Linked DNA regions of Homo sapiens: region 2 is linked to region 1. Evidence: read pairs that join two places in POLR2A ChIA-PET (ENCODE). Cell type or tissue: GM12878. All regions are shown on one strand. Each heading gives the region's core, and the rest is flanking DNA. Links, peaks and the distances in the headings are about the cores only. Region 1 overlaps LRMDA (leucine rich melanocyte differentiation associated). Region 2 overlaps LRMDA (leucine rich melanocyte differentiation associated).

Region 1 (5,377 bases), core at 318-5,317:
GCCCAGGCTAGTCTCAAACTCCTGGGCTCAAGCAGTCTTCCCATCTTGGCCTCTCAAAGTGCTGGGATTACAGACATGTGCTACTGCACCTGGCCCTTCCCAGATTTTCTAACCTACTAATATGATAAACAATATTAGATTTCTTAATATTGAGGTACTTATAAATCCTCTTAAAAACCCCCCCTTAGTAGTGATATCACTACTTAGCTGTGAAAAGAGGGTTTTAAAATTTCTATGAAGTGTGATATAATATTTAATATATTTAATGGTTATCTAGGTTCTATTTGCTAAAATTTTAAGATTTTTGCATTGGTTTTCATAAGAGCAATTGGCAGGAGTTTTCTTTTACTGTGCTGCATTTTTCAGGATTTGTTCTGTGTTTATTATGGACTGAATTGTTTCTCACCCAAAATCCATTTGTTGAAGCCCTAATTGCCAATGTGACTATATTTGGAGATGAGGCCTTTAGGAAGGTAATTAAGGTTAAATGAGGTCACAAGGGTGGGGCCTTAATCCAATAGGACTAGTGTCCTTATGAGAAGAGGAAGAGACACCAGAGAGCTCTGTCTCTCCTCATATGCACAGAGAAGAGGCTGTGTGAGACACAGCAAGAAGGTGGCCGTCTACAATCCAGGAAAAGAGGCCTCACTGGAAGCCAACCCTGATGGCACCTTGATCTTGGAACTCTAGCCTCTAGAATTGTGAGAAAATAAGTTTCTCTTGTGTAAGCAACCTAGTCTGTGATCTTTTGTTATGGCAGCCAGAGCAGACTAATACAATGTTATACTTACATTTGTAAGTATAGAAAGGTAAAACTATTTAAAATATTTTCCTATGTTCTAGAACAAACAGTTCAGATAGAATTTGTTATCCATTCTTTGAAGGAATAGGTAAAACTTACCTGTAAAATACTTGGGGCCAGGCATTTGTTAGTTATCTCTGTTAACTTTATCAATATCTGCTATAGCACTTGGTTTATTTAAACTTTTAGTATTTTCTGGACTTAGTTTTGATGATTTATATTTTGCTGGATAACATCCAGTTTATCCAGGTTTTCAAATATATTGCAATAAAGTTGAGAAAAAACATCTTTTTGATGTCTTTTAATTTATTCTGTATCTGGGGTTCTATATACAGTCACATCCTTATTTTGACTATACTTTCTGCTCTTTTCCTTGATTTTTGGTTTAGTAGTTGATTATTATTTTAATGATGCCTGGATTTATTTTTAGCACTATTTTCTTTTTCTTTTTTGAGACAGAGTCTTACTCTGTCACCCAGGCTAGAGTGCAGTGACGTGATCTCAGCTTACTGCAACCTCCACCTTCAGAGCTTAAGTGATTCTTGTTCCTCAGCCTCCTGAGCAGCTGGCACTACAGGTGTGTGCCACCATGCCCAGCTAATTTTGTGTGTGTGTGTGTATATATATATACATATTTTGAGATGGAGTCTCACTCTGTTGCCCAGGCTGGAGTGCAGCGATCTCAGTGCACCGCAACCTCCGCCTCCCGGGTTCAAGCGATTCTCCTGCCTGAGCCTCCTGAGTAGCTGGGATTACAGGCATGTGCCACCATGCCTAGCTAATTTTTGTATGTTTAGTGGAGACAGTGTTTTGCTGAGTTGGCTAAGCCGGTCTCAAACACCTGACCTCAAGTGATCTGCCTGCCTTGGCATCCCAAAGTGCTGGGGTTACAGATGTGAGCCACTGTGCCCAGCTGCTATTTTATAATTTCTTATTAATTATTGTTTTTATCTCTACCAATTCTTTGCTTTCCTTGTTTATTTTTATTTTTTGATTTTGAGCTGCTCACTTCATTTAAGCATTTTAACTCTTTCTTGCTTAGAACTGTGCGTATTTAAAGCTGTGAGTTTTCCTCTGAGTACTGCTTTGTGTCTTATGGGTTCTAATACACAGTGTTTGCATTTTTTGTGTTCTAGGTATTTTGGGATTTTGATTTTAATTTTCTCTTTGCATAAAAGTTGTTGAAGAGAGTGTTTTCAAATTTCTGTGAAATGTGATCAGAGAATGTGATCTATATATACATTATTTCTACTTATTGGAATTTAGGTATTTTTTATTACTTAGTAGATGGTCAAGTTTTATAAATAGGCACTTAAAAAATTGTATCTTTATTTTCACACTATAGCATTCAAAATCTATCAGATATCCTGATGAATTGATATTACACTTCTTGTAGTTCTTGTTTTTGATCCGCTTGACTTAACATGGCCCAGTGCTTACAGAGGCATTGTTATTCATTATTATGCTAAGAACTCCAGATTCTATATAGAGGACGTAAATTTCACCTTGAATGTATTAAGGAGACAATTTGATCTTGCTCCACAAAATGCTGGTAGTGCATAGGAGTTGACTGAGAGAGCATTTTGAGGTGGGATGAGGAAGGAAAGCTTTATGCAGGAGATGAGTCTTGAAGAGCAAGTAGATGTTAGGAGCTAGAGAATTTGTAAAGGGGCATTCTGGTCTGGGGGGGGCAACATGAGCAAAGTTGGGCCTAGGGTGAGTCTGGCATGCTGGGGAGAAGGCACACACCCTCCTCCTTGGGCTTTCTCTCTATGATGGCTGTAGCAGTTGAGTCAGGGTCCCATGGGGCCAGTTGTCTCCATTCAGTTGACTCTGCATAAGCATCTTTGTTGGGACCATCCCAGCCATCTCATCAGACTACTTTGCAGCAGTGGAGGATAGCACGTGATAATTTGTTCTTCAGGCCACCCTGCTGGTGTGCTCTCAGCTTTGCACTTTTACTGGAGAGCTGAAATTGGCACGCACCTCAGTTTGATAGCATTAGCTCAGTTTTTGAACATTAATCAGGGAGACGAAGGGATTTCAACAGAAGAATTACAGTGTCTGATATGTACTTGCTATATGGAGTTGTTTTGTCAGATGACCCCAGTAAATTACCAAATATTTAACACTGTTGATAAATCAAATGATGTGTGGTTGGTAGGAAGTGAAGGTATTTAAATAATTAAGCAGTTCTTTCTCGAGCCTCTTTATATGATGATTTTCTAGACTTCAAATCAGTTTTCCTCATCCAGCCTCCATATAATATATAGTTATTTCAAATCAGCTTTACTTACTGAGCTTTTTCTAGTAATTGAGCTTTGTCAGCAAAAACTGTATGTACCAGCAAATGGTGAATGATGGGCTCATGTCAGAAAGGAGCTTGAGAGGTGCTTTCTGTTGTTAGATGGATGGGTCTGGAGCCAGGACTTGAAGCTCTCTGAGTGTAATAGTTTCAGAGAAAAGGTATGTCTGAAATAGGGGTGAGTGCTCCATCACTCAAAAGCTGGTATTTCACACACCCAAGCCAAATGCTACATGTGCTGATGAAATCATGGTTTCGTGTTTGGGATGTGTGGGAGGTGTGGGAGGTTTTTAAGTACAATCTTGGTCACAGTTTCTCCTCCCACCCCTCCTTCCTATTCTCTTACAGCTAGGACCCAGCGTTCTGGGCAGAATAGCAGGCAGCGCAGTAGCTACTGAGATTATAAGTGGTAGGTTTATGGAGCTGTGACCACAACTCTCCACAAGCCAGTGCTGTCTCATGCAAGCACTCTCAGTGTCCAAGTGCTGAGTGTGTGAGTGGTCTGGGCTTTGCAGGGTCGGCCAAGCTCTTGGAAGAGCAGGCTTTGTTAGCTGGGGAGTCATCGCTCCATGCAGGCCCTGAGAATGGAGCATCCTGAGTGGACTGGTAGAGATGGGGCATGGGTCACTCTGAGGGTTTGAGCTACTTCTGCTATTTTTGAAATTCTGGTTTGAACTGCAGGATTGTGCTGAGTTTGGCACAGACTAATTTCTCTGTTGGCAGCACATGATGTATCAACTCATGTGTCAGTTGGTTTGATGCCACTCTGGACCTTGAGAGTTCCAAAGGGCTATTGAGGGAGAAACCTGACTTATGGCATAAAATGGGGTACTGAATTTGGGAGGCTGAGGATGCTAAATGGTGTATGCCCTGCCTCTGTTTTATTGCTGAATTGTGTCTCTCAGTGGAGGTTCTTAGAGGCTTTTCAACAAAACCTATGCTGTCAGCTAAAAGGCTTTTAGGACTTCATAATCATGGCACAGTATCTTTTCCTTTTTCTTAAAAAAAAGAACTTTTCCTTTCTTTTCCCCACCTTTTTGAAATCGTTAGCCTTCATGTGAACTGAAAGGGACTTCAAAACATTGGAAGAAAATAGTCTGAAAGCTCAGAGTGTGCTTGGCTCCTGGTAGGTATGAAGGCTTGATAAAGAGGCATCTTTTGCACTGACAGGTGTTTGTGTGCCAGTGTGGTGAGGGCTTTTGATGACAAAGCCACTTAGTTTTCTCTAGCTTACCCTTCCCTTTGTGCAGAGGAGTTAGGAAAACTCTAATAAAGTAACTAAATAATAAGGATAAAAAGTTAGCATTGTTGTTTTTTTCTTCATGTCCTCTTTTGTGCCCATCGGATTTTTGAGACTCACTTTTCAGGCCCTAAGTAAGCAAGAGGCAGAGGTGAGGAGGGGAGTGTCTGTCACTGTCCCTATGGTTCTGGAATATGCTGCTCTTCAAAGGTCTAGCATCAGCAGCAACATCCTTCTTGAAGCCAAAGGAAAATTTAGATGAGTGGCAGCGCTGTGGCTGAGGGTGGGTATGGAAAGGAGAGGCACTGGGTGGGGATGCTAAAATACTGCCTTCCTGTTCCCCAGAAGCGCAGTCACTTATGTTCCCCTTTATGGCCAAGAGCCCCCTTAACCCTCAGCATACAGTTTTCTTTCCCTTCGTGGGAACCAACTGAAATTGGCAAACTGTGACCGTTTGTGACGAGTTATCTCAGTCCTCACATGAGTTCTTACATGAGTCCCTCTATGACCTTGTGCACCTTTCCCAGAAAGATAAATTACATAGGTTACAACCAAAGGAGCATGTAATGCCTACTTGTTATTTCATGTGCCTTGTAAGAACCAGAGAGGGACCTCCTTGCTGAACCGCCTCGACCATGGAGTAAAGAGTTAGGACATCTCACTGTACAGCAGTCACCCCATTGTGGGCAAAACTATGTCAACCCCCTTGGATTTTTAGTAAAAAAAAAAAAAAAAAAAAATTTCACTAGCTGAGGATGACAATAAAATGGAGTGTTGCTGAATATTGTTCTAAGGAAACTAAAGGGGGTAGCTGAAAAATTCTTGGACTGGTCTCTGTGACTTGGTGTCCAGAAATGTTCATCTCATTATTTCATATGAAGAACAAAATTGGGCCAAGCCCAGATTTTGCTAACAACCTCCCACAGCTTTCAGCTGTATGTGAAAGTTAGTCCTTTGGATTTCAACTTGTTTATTTGGGATTCTCAAACATTAAGACTTGTGTGAGAGGAAGTTGGGCCCTGTATGTGAG
Region 2 (5,377 bases), core at 94-5,093, 54 kb after region 1:
AGATGTAAGTGGCAGTGTTGTCTCTTATGTAATCTTCACCCGTAGACTGTTCAAATCATAGGGAAAGGGTGAAAAATGGCAAAAAATGGCACTTCACTGAGCATGAAGTGAAAATGTCTCAGATGGGCATTGAGTAGTTTTGTTTGTTTGTTTGTTTGTTTGTTTGTTTGTTTTGTGTTTTTGGCTTTGACCTGTCATTTCTTAGCTTTCTCATCTATGCCTTTGTTAACTTGGGTCAGAGGAAAGGGTCTGTGTGATTTCAACAAGCAAGTATTAGGAAAAGGCTGGCAGAGAGACTTTATGCATGTTACCTAAGCTGGGATTTGATCTTCAGACCCCCAAGGTGAAAGGCTAATACCTTAATTTGTGTGTTTTATAAACATCCCCAGGCAATGACCTTCTGCTAGCCTCATGTGATATTCACATTCTACAGTACTGAATGCCAAATTTTCTGTCTTGGAATAGAGTGGTACAGGTTGCATGTTCAAGTTTAGAATCAGCAGGGTGCCATCCCTATATTAGTGTTGCTTGCATGCAATTGAGTGAAAGCTTTTTAGAGGATTTCCTGGCAGAATGGAATTTTTTATTTTAAGAGAATACATATCGTATGGTTTAAAACCAAAAAAACTTCTCTTCAATAGGACTTGTGTCCAACAATGTAAGGCATTTTCCCTTGCAGCTTTCCCTTTCCTAAAAGCTTTCCTTTAAGGGTCATCTTTATTTTTCTGGTGTCAGTCAAATTATTTTTCAGCAGAGCATGAAAACTGGAGATGGAGACCCTCCATGGCTGTGTGTTAGAACCACACTGAAAGTTTTTTGTTTTATGTAAATAGAGATTGATGGAACATTTTACACAGAGTACGGGCTTTTGACAAAAAGTATTGATGGTTGCTTTCAGTAAGTGTTACTTGAGATGACAGAACATTGCATTTTAAGATGAATTACATGAGGAACTCCCTCTTTGGGAATGTCATACATTTTATTTCATCTGTTGTTTTATGAGAGAATGACTGAAGTCATGAATACCTTAGACTGAACTCTTTCCTTTGCACATTATAAGCCTCGGTTTGGTGCACTCTTATTTTAAATATTAAGTTATGGGGGAAATGTTTATACTGGCAAATAATATTGATAAAAATGCTTAAATGTTCAGAAGCAGAACATAACTTCTCACATGGTTTTCTCTTGCATGGTGGTGATTTGTAGGAAGCCTGGGAACCTGGTTAGAGTTAAATATATATTTTCAGAAAGATCTCAGAGATTTGGCTTAGTATAAATGGCTGTTTTTTTGTTGTTTTTGTTATTGTTGATGTATTGGCGATTTTCTCCCTCTGGCTGTATTTAGATTTCAAAAATGCTACATTTGCATTCACTCCCTATAGCATTATTTGTTCTTGATGCAAGGGCTTAGAAGTCAGAGTCTGTCAGAGTCTTTTGGGTTTTAATTTTCTTTATAGCATTAATTCAGAGATATTAGCTTATCAGCACCCAGGGGTTAAAGGTTATTAACAGATTCACTATATGTTTATTGAGCACCTATTACTATCTGTTCTAGGATCTGGGGGTATAGGCCTGATTCTCATGCTGCTTATAATCTAGTGAGGAGCAGAAATAATAACAGATAATAAAATTTCTGGTAGCAACATTATACCATATTGAAAATAAAGCAGGAGTAAAGGGTTAGGTGCCTCAGAAGTGGGTGTGGGAGCGTATTTTAGGTAGAGATGTCAGGGAGGGCTGCTCTGAGAAGTGACATTTAAGCAAAGAGCTGAAGGTGAGATAGCTTGTGCAAAGGTTTGGGAACCTGGCAGAGGGAACAGCAAGTGAAAAGGCCCTGGGGCCAGAACAAGCTTGGCATGTTTGAGTAACAGCAAAGCAAGTACAACACCAATGGTGGGCATGCTCCAAGTTTGGGGATTGGCATGATAGGCTTATAGGAAGACCAGGCACAAGAGGAATGTGATTTCATACATTTGTCCCATGTGTGTGGCCATAGGATTCTCGTTTTATCACCATACTGTCTTCCCCTATCTAGCACCTGGCCAAACAGGCTTTTCTTATTTCCACTTGGCTGGTTTCTGTAGAAAGATCTTACCTCCCCACTAGCACTCTGCTCCACTATTTGCTGGATGCCAATATAGGTAAAGTCCCAGTCACCAGGGGAATTTGAAACTTTCACTCCCCCAGACTGAATCCCTTAGTTAAATGTGTTCTCATATACTTTGAATATTACTTTCTTGCAGTGCTTATCCCACACTATTGTAATTAGTTGTGTATGTGATTGTCTTCCCAACTGTAAGCAGCTATTACTCATGTTTGGGCCCCTAGTGTTCAGAAGAGTGCCTGGCATCCAGTAAATATGTAATGTGTTTATTGGCTAAAAAAGTAAAATAATTCCCTATGTGTTACCTGGCTACCTGTTATAAGAACTAGAAATTATGGTGAATGCAGAGTCAATAAACTCATTGCTTTTACAGGAAGAGCTTAAAACAAACTTAGGGAAACAAGTTTTGTTGTTTTTTTTTTAAAAAGGAAAAAAACAGTTTTGGATCTGCTTTAGGGCACTTATAAGAAGAGTTTTAACAACTGTTGGTTTAAATAGTTGTTGCAGGAATGAGAACTCTTGCAGGGATTGAATAGCCTAGGCAACCGCAGCATTCAAACCCTGGTGGGACGGAATTCCCAGAGGCCAACTGGGTCTTTCCTGGATTTGAGCCTTTGTCCCAGGGCCTTATGAGATACTTTGTCCTCCATAAATTTGGAGCCGATTTGGAACTAGCTAGCTGTTTTTCTCCCTGCTGAATTAATGTGCTGTTCAGCCTAAGCTCAAATATGAAATATATTAAAAGCAAACTAAAAACAGGTCACCGTTTTGCCTCTAATGTTATGGGAATATTTGTTTTTAAGTCATCTTTTAATACTCCACAAATCTTCCCCACAAACTTTTTTTTTTTTTTTTTTTAAGCAGAGACTATTTTTCCCAGTGCAAAAGGCCATTTCTTAAGTCCTGATTTATTCAGAAATTTACATGGAGAAAATGGCCCCAGATCCCACACAAGTGAAATTTATTTTTTAATCTGGGGCACAGTAGGGAGCCCTGAGAAATGCGTTTTCCTCCAGGATTGTAGGAGGAATACATAGTGTTTGTTTAAAGCATCAGGTATTGAGAAATGTAATGGCAGGGTGAAAAGTTTGACCTCAGCTGCCAGATCCGATCTGCTAGGGGGTAATTGAGTTGCCATGTTTTTTTCCTCTTCAGTTTAAATCAAGTTTTGCTATAGCCCATTTAAGTGTCAAATTGGTAGCAAAACTTGACAACTTCAGGGTGCAGACTTGCTTTTGATGAGAATTTACATGCAAATCATTTTTGCCTTGAACTGTCAACTCCTGTTTCTGATACTCTGAGGGGGACATGTCTCTCCCCACCTCTCTCTCCCCAAGCCAAAGGGGATGTTGGCTAATGTTATTAATCAGTGTGTGGAAGAAAAATTATCTTGATAAATATGGTGGTTAAACTATATTTTCCCTTTTGTATGTCAGCTGTTGCAGCTGGGCATTTAATCTCCTTTTACCTAGAAGGAAATCAAACAATTATCCAGCGCTTGATGTCAAAAAGAAACTAGTGAATGAGGGTGGAGGGTCACCAGTGTATTGGAGAATGGGCTTAAGCCACCAAAACCTGACAAAGGGTGCTGACAGTCTGCATTTTCTTGGGCATTAAACAAAGTCTTTGGTAACTTTAAAGAATCTTTCCTTGCATGACTAAACTCATTGAGGGGGTTAGAGAGAAAGCTGCCTCAGAAGTCTTAAGCCTGAAACTTTTTTTTTTTTGGTTTTTCCCTAAACCCTTGGGACGCTTAAAAGCACGTGAGCATGTGTAGCTCCATCATTCAGCAAGACAAAGGAGTGTTTGCACTTTCACAGAGTTAATAATGACAGTAGCAAGTCTTTCTAGTTTCCAGCCATCCTGTTTAGCATTCCTAGTCATCTTACCTTCCTGAAGAATTTAATTGTGATTGATGCTCTGTCTCTCATTTCTTCTAGACAACCCCACTCTGAAAAGCAAGAAAATAGAGGGACCCAATAAAAAAACAAATAGAGAAAAAGAAGTTTCTAGAACTCACTGCAGATTAAGAGAGCTGATTGCGAATATTTATAATTATCTATTGTGGAGCCAAAACATTTAGTGAAATAGTACAAGATTTTTGTTTCTAGCCAGCCTAAAATTCCTTTCCATCACTACACCCCCAATGGGGTGAGAATATCAAACATGTCGTCCTGTCAAGATGACAGCCAGCGTCATGTCATATGGGAGACACATGCAGGCCTGACTTGAGAAATCAAAGAAATTTCAAGATTGGTTTCGCTTGATCCAACGTGGCCCCATTGCAGGCCCTTCGGAAATCTCCTCTACCAGGCCCCTTCCTGCCACTGTCCGGCGCAGCCTGCCTGTGTGCTGTGAAATTTTAATTGAATTGTTAATGACACCGAGGAGTGACACAACACATGAGAAACTTCCAAGAATCAGTCAGGAGGAGCCCTTTTTCTTACTGTTACAAAACAGAAGACACTGGGAAATTGACAAGTCCAAGCGCGAGGCCAGGGTAGTAATTGATAGCAGGCTGCCTAGAGCCAAGGTCCTTCCCTGGTAATTGCAAGCAGAGGCTGCCTCTCTGATCTCACCAGTGGTGCTGGCCATGCCAGAGCAACCCAGCTTTGACGGATTGCTTTCCCGCAGTAATGACTTAGGCATGTTCCCTCTCTCGCATGAGGCCATGGGTCCCTCCCACTGGAGAAAATGAGCTGAACATTTTGCTTCTTCTTTAACAGGGCGCTGTTAAAATAACTCTATTCTATTATATAAGCCCTGTAGTGCCAGGGGCTAAATTTATATGGTTATAAACAAGAGATATTACTTTGGAATACCACAATACTGTGTTTTGCTATTTCTTTAGGATTTCTAATGGTGTTTTCAAAATAATGGATTTTACTTCAAGAAAAAAAAATGGAAGTGGGGAGGAGGAGAGAGGAAGGATCCCATTTCTGAACAAAACCCTCGTCCTATTTTTAAATTCCTCTGTGTACCTTCCCTAATTCACCAGCCCAGTATTTATTTGTATTTGTGTTTGTTTTGCTGGCCGGATTTGACTCTCTATGGGAACATCAGAAATATTATTTACTCCAGGATTCTGAAATAAGATAGATATTTTATTTCATGTTTTTTAAATTCTCCAAAGATTTATTTTTATTTTTTTCCTTTCCCATTTCTGGACATTGATATATTTCAGAACTTTTGTGCAGCTTTTCCTCCCTCCCTACACCTCCTCTCCCTTCTCCCCTTACTCCTTTCTTCCTGGAATGTAATTTTGTCTATGAA

The links. ChIA-PET counts read pairs that join two places held together with the same protein. Peaks named below come from ENCODE experiments on the same cell type or tissue, not always from the same donor. Only the 100,000 strongest peaks of a DNase experiment are listed, where the experiment ranks them.
Region 2: POLR2A ChIA-PET joins it to region 1 with 5 read pairs; 1 of 35 experiments calls an interaction of 5 or more read pairs at or near these places.

Annotation. Positions count from the first base shown.
Region 1 is chr10:75,484,161-75,489,537 of GRCh38, forward strand. All of the region lies in intron 2 of LRMDA (leucine rich melanocyte differentiation associated), which reads left to right. Among named protein-coding and RNA genes, the nearest start is that of LRMDA, 55 kb to the left of the region's middle. In GM12878, for the core only: no CTCF peak of the experiment used is centred there; a DNase peak (open chromatin) is centred at 3,382.
Region 2 is chr10:75,538,460-75,543,836 of GRCh38, forward strand. The region is part of intron 2 of LRMDA (leucine rich melanocyte differentiation associated); the gene reads left to right. Among named protein-coding and RNA genes, the nearest start is that of MIR606, 11 kb to the right of the region's middle. RefSeq lists an enhancer at 1-208. In GM12878, for the core only: a CTCF peak has its summit at 2,318; a DNase peak (open chromatin) is centred at 2,117.